2 separate regions of the Homo sapiens genome follow, and region 1 is linked to region 2. The links are chromatin loops, found by intact Hi-C in ENCODE. Cell type or tissue: CD4-positive, alpha-beta T cell. All regions are shown on one strand. Region 1 overlaps ABTB2 (ankyrin repeat and BTB domain containing 2). Region 2 overlaps ABTB2 (ankyrin repeat and BTB domain containing 2).

What was found. Peaks named below come from ENCODE experiments on the same cell type or tissue, not always from the same donor. Only the 100,000 strongest peaks of a DNase experiment are listed, where the experiment ranks them.
Region 1: it touches region 2 in a loop (7-fold over the local background); 8 of 110 quality-filtered maps call a loop at or near these places.

Annotation. Positions count from the first base shown.
Region 1 is chr11:34,233,086-34,235,585 of GRCh38, reverse strand. All of the region lies in intron 1 of ABTB2 (ankyrin repeat and BTB domain containing 2), which reads left to right. Among named protein-coding and RNA genes, the nearest start is that of ABTB2, 120 kb to the left of the region's middle. RefSeq lists enhancers at 1,055-1,384, 1,061-1,585. In CD4-positive, alpha-beta T cell, no CTCF peak of the experiment used is centred here; a DNase peak (open chromatin) is centred at 1,375.
Region 2 is chr11:34,173,178-34,175,677 of GRCh38, reverse strand. ABTB2 (ankyrin repeat and BTB domain containing 2) reads left to right here. Exons shown (of 17, transcript NM_145804.3): 4 at 2,371-2,500. Among named protein-coding and RNA genes, the nearest start is that of NAT10, 69 kb to the right of the region's middle. RefSeq lists enhancers at 252-1,172, 1,173-2,095. In CD4-positive, alpha-beta T cell, a CTCF peak has its summit at 1,163 (motif pointing left); a DNase peak (open chromatin) is centred at 1,167; H3K4me3 peaks cover 324 bases; H3K27me3 peaks cover 217 bases.

The sequences.
Region 1 (2,500 bases), 60 kb before region 2:
CGCTCCCCTTCCTGTGGGGCTTATTGAACAGAGGCTAATTCATTCAGTATTGGAGATGTAGCAGTTTATTGTGGGGTTCAAGATCCTTGTCATCTCTGAGGATAACAGAGAGAGCCCTTTTATTGAACTCTTGCTATGTGTCAGGCATTGGGTTTAGTGCTTTATGCGATATGTTCATAACCACTACAGAGAAGAAACCATATCCGCTTTACAGATGAAGAAACTGAGGTCTAGAGGTTAAGTACTTACCCCGGGTCATGGTCAGATATTTGGCTGATGGCATTCATTTCTTTTCTAGAAATGTCTTGAGCATCTATGTGGCTGACATTTTTCAGGCAATCCCTGCTATGCAGAGCTTGCATTTTAGAGGGAGTAGGGGCACCAGATACTGAGCAAGTAAGCAAATTAATAAACACAATAATCTCGGCCGGGCACGGTGGCTCACGCCTGTAATCCCAGCACTTTGGGTGGCTAAGGCAGGCGGATCACAAGGTCAGGAGATCGAGACCATCCTGGCTAACACGGTGAAACCCCATCTCTACTAAAAATACAAAAAAAAAATTAGCCAGGCGCCGTGGCGGGCGCCTATAGTCCTAGCTACTTGGGAGGCTGAGGCAGGAGAATGGCGTGAACCCAGGAGGCAGAGCTTGCAGTGAGCCAAGATAGCGCCACTGCACTCCAGCCTGGGCGAAGGAGCGAGACTCTGTCTCAAAAATAAATAAATAAATAAATAAAATAAACACAATAATCTCTGTATAAGTGCTTCAGGGAAACTAAAAGGGCCCTCTTCTGTGGCAGAACTGGGATTCCCAGTCTCTGAGGTTAAGCAGGAGCAGGTAGCATTACCCTGTAAGCTGGGAGTCGCAATAGGCAATTAGTTACCTGACTGTCCCAGGGCTTGGCACTGCCTGGTAGCCCTGCCTTTTCATAAGGAAAAGATTCCGCACAAAGCACTTTACCTAGGTTTTGTGAGAGGCGGAGCCAGAGCTGGCATCCGAGGTGTTCTCACAATGCTGGACTTTGAGGCACAGGAGAGAATTGCATTTCTCCTCTGAGCAGTGGAACCAGCCCTGGTGCCTCCCTTGCCCAGCCTCACCCTGGGACCCTGGGTGTGAGTAGTTAGTCTTGTTATCAGTGAGAGTAACCCAGGAATCTCCCTGATGGGGAAATCCCAGGTAATTTACTGTGTCTCTGATATTCCGGTTACAGCCTCTGCTCTAGAAAGGCCAGGGAGGGGAGAATCTAAAAGTTCTCCATTTCTCGCTTGAGATGGCATCCCCCCATGCTTTCCTTAGGCCTCCTTGAGTAAGGTGTCTGCAAATAGCTTCTCAGCATGACTTCACCCGGAAGCTCATCTGAGTGACTCACAGCCTGCTTTAGGCACCTCCTCCAGGGAGACGCTCTTACCCTTGCCCCCACCCCAACAGGGGAGGGGAGGGGAGAAGGGAAACCCCCTAACTGAGCCACGGAGAAGGCCTTGCCAGAGCACTGTGGAAAATACCTGCAGCCCAGCTTGGCCCTGCTTCAGGTGCCCTGGGATGTATGGTTTCTCTAGTCTTCTGAGAGGGATCAAGCTGACAATTCAAATTTGAGGGAGCGATGACCCTGGAAACTGTGTAGGTCTTAAAAAGAAATATATATCCAAACACACTGACCTGAAAAGATGTCCACAAAATACAGGATTCAGCATTAGGTGAAAAATAATTTCATTATGTTCCTGTTTCTCAAATTCGGTTTGTGATTTTAAAAAATTGATAGGTTAGTACATGTATTTGTACATGTACTATTTGTACTAAAAGCCTATTTGAAGAAAAATTATAATATATTAATAATAGTTATCTCTGGGAGGTAGTATTAAAAGAAACTTTATTCATTATTCCTTTCTGATTTTTAAAAAATAATCATAATTACCTTTATAATAAAAAAAAAAAAGGTGGGCCAGGTACAGTGGTTCATGCCTATAATCCCAGCACTTTGCAAGGCCAAGGCAGATTGCTTGAGCCCAGGATTTCAAGACCAGCCTGAGCAACATGGTGAGACCTTGTCTCTACAAAACATTTTTAGAAACTTAGCTGGGTGTGGTGGTGTACCCCTGTGGTCCCAGCTAATTGGGAGGCTGAGGCAGGAGGATTGCTTGAGCCCAGGAGTTTAACGCTGCAGTGACCTGGGAGGCGGAGGCTGCAGTGAGCCAAGGTCACACCACTGCACTTCAGCCTGGGCAACAAGGAGGCTCTGTCTCAAAAAAAAAAAAAGCTGCAGTGAGCCATGATCATGCCATTTCCCTTCTGCCTGGGTAATAGAGCAAGACCCTGTCTCAAAAAGAAAGGGTTGTTTTTTTGTTTTGCTTTGTCTTCAAAAAAATAAAAAGAAAAATCCTCATGCACCAAGCCCAGGTGTCCTAATTGTGTCCTCATTATTAAATGCCTAACTTCCCGTGGTGGACTGTTAGCAGGAAGCGACTGGGATGGACTTAACATTCACTTAGCAAACAGCTACCTCC
Region 2 (2,500 bases):
GGTTCAAACCCAGGAATATTGGAAATGACAGAACCAGAACATCAGAATACCTTCCCAAAGGAAAGACCTTTAAGATCACTTCTGATTACAGAAAATCCCTAACTTATGATGGTGCAACTTACAATTTTTCAGCTTTACAGTGGTGTGAAAGCGATATGCATTTAGTAGAAACTACTTCGAGTACCCACACAACAATTCTGTTTCACTTTCATACAGTATTCAGTAAGTTACACTGATGTTCAACATTATTATAAAACAGGTTTTGGCTTATATAATCTTGCCTAACTGTAGGCTAATGTAGGTGTTCTGAGCATGTTTAAGGTAGGCTATTCAGTAGGTGAGGTGTATTCAATGCGTTTTCGCTTAGGATATTTTCAACTTACTATGGGTTTATTGGTATGTAACCCCATCCTAAGTCAAGGAGCATTTATATTTGTTTGCCACTTTTTAAAATAAAAGCATTCTTTGCCCTCAAGGAGAGAAGAAACTTTTAGAACTCTGGAGATGACCCGAGCTTTTGGAGACCTGAGATAGGGGTTCCGAGGGCAGCCCAGGCTGACTCCCTGGAGGTGGCTTACTTCCTAGCCAAGGAGAGAGAATGGACATCTTTTCCCTGGCGGGAGCACTTAGCTGCATGTCAAGGGGAGAGACCACAGTGACCGCACAGGCGGGACGCTCCAAGAGCCCCGAGGGAGTTGGGGTGGCTGGAGGCCTGGCCGCCTGCCCCTGGCTGCCTGCCCGCTCCCTGGCTTAATTTGTAAGGAAGGACAAGAGTGGCATCGGGAAGGGCTGGGAACAGGCAGGAGCCGGGAGGCTGACTTTTGGGCTGTCATCAGAGAGAACAGCATGAGTGAGGGACAGGGCTCCAGGGCTGCCTTGTTCCTGTGATGGAGCAGGGAAAGAGCTCCGTCCATTCTGGGCAGAGCAGGTGGGTGTCCCACGAAGTCATGAAGCCACAGGCTGCCATCCGGGCCCCTCGGTGGCGGGGAGGTCTGTTGGACGGCGAAGTGGTCTCCTGAGGGGGCTCCAACACGGAGCCTTGCCAGAGCTGGCAGAGGACAGAAACGCGTCCCCGCCCCCCAGCTGAATCTGAGCCGCTCGCCGAGGGCAGGGGCGGGCGCGGCCTGAGCCGCAGTCAGGGCCCAGCACAGGCTGTGCACATGGCGTCCCCTGGTGGCACAGAGCGGGCCTCATGAGCGGCGCCCCGGGAGTTTGCAGCTCTAAGCCTGCCGCCGCCTTTCCCTGCTTTTGTGGGCTCTTAGTGATACTCGGACCCGCTAGGACCATTCCTCCCTGTGGGACTTGAAGCCGCTACTCTTTTTCTTTCTTTTTTTTTTTTTTTTTTTTTTTTTTGAGACGGAGTCTCGCCCTGTCGCCCAGGCTGGAGGGCAGTGGCGCGATCTCAGCTCACTGCAAGCTCCGCCTCCCGGGTTCACGCCATTCTCCTGCCTCAGCCTCCAGAGTAGCTGGGACTACAGGCGCCCGCCACCAAGCCCGGCTTATTTTTTGTATTTTTTAACAGAGACTGTGTTAGCCGGGATGATCTCGATCTCCTGACCTCGTGATCCACCCACCTTGGCCGCCCAAAGTGCTGAGGTTACAGGCGTGAGCCACCGAGCCCGGCCGAGGCCACTACTCTTTTCTGAGCACCAAACTGGGGGCAACCTGGCCTGGCACACGAAGTGGTGTCAGCCCACCTCAGTCTAGGTGCCAGATGAGGAAGGAGTGGTCATTAATGTTGTACAACAGCCTAATATGCATCATCCCATTTGGCCTCATGACAGCCTCCATAAGGAGGTATCACACGTGTGCTACAGATGGAGAACCAGACTCGAGTGTGCTTGTCGGAGGGGATGGTGACCTGACCCTGCTGGTGGCAGCCCTGGGTTTGGACCTGGGTCTGTGAGACTCTTAGCTGTGCAGCCTCTCCCCTCTGCATAGAAGAACACTTGGCGACCCTGACTGAACTCTTTGGAGGGGGAAAGGTCCCCAATTCCACACACTGGGGAACTGCTCCTTCCCTGGGCCACCTGAGGGCCCTCAGGTTCTGCTAATGGCCCATGATGGAAATTCCTTCTGTGCATTGCAGGTAGTCGGGGTCTCTGTGAGCAGAAAGAGCAGGTCCCTTGCAAGGGGTGATCAGCCTTGGTTGCCACTTGTGAGCATGTGTGTGCTTAAGGGGTCCCCTGCTGCCCTTCAGGGAGCACTCTCTCTAGGCCTGACCCTCTGCTGCCCAGCAGGGAGCCCCCCACCCTAGGACTGACCCTCTCTCTGCTGCCCCACAAGAAGCACCCTCCCAGGCCTGACCCTCTCTCTGCTGCCCTGCAGGGACCCCACCCCAGGCCTGACCCTCTCTCTGCTGCCCCACAGGCCCTTCATGCTGCTGCCGCCCCTCATGGAGTGGATGCGCGTGGCCATCACCTACGCAGAGCACCGCCGCAGCCTCACCGTGGACAGCGGCGACATCCGGCAGGCAGCCCGGCTGCTGCTGCCTGGTCTG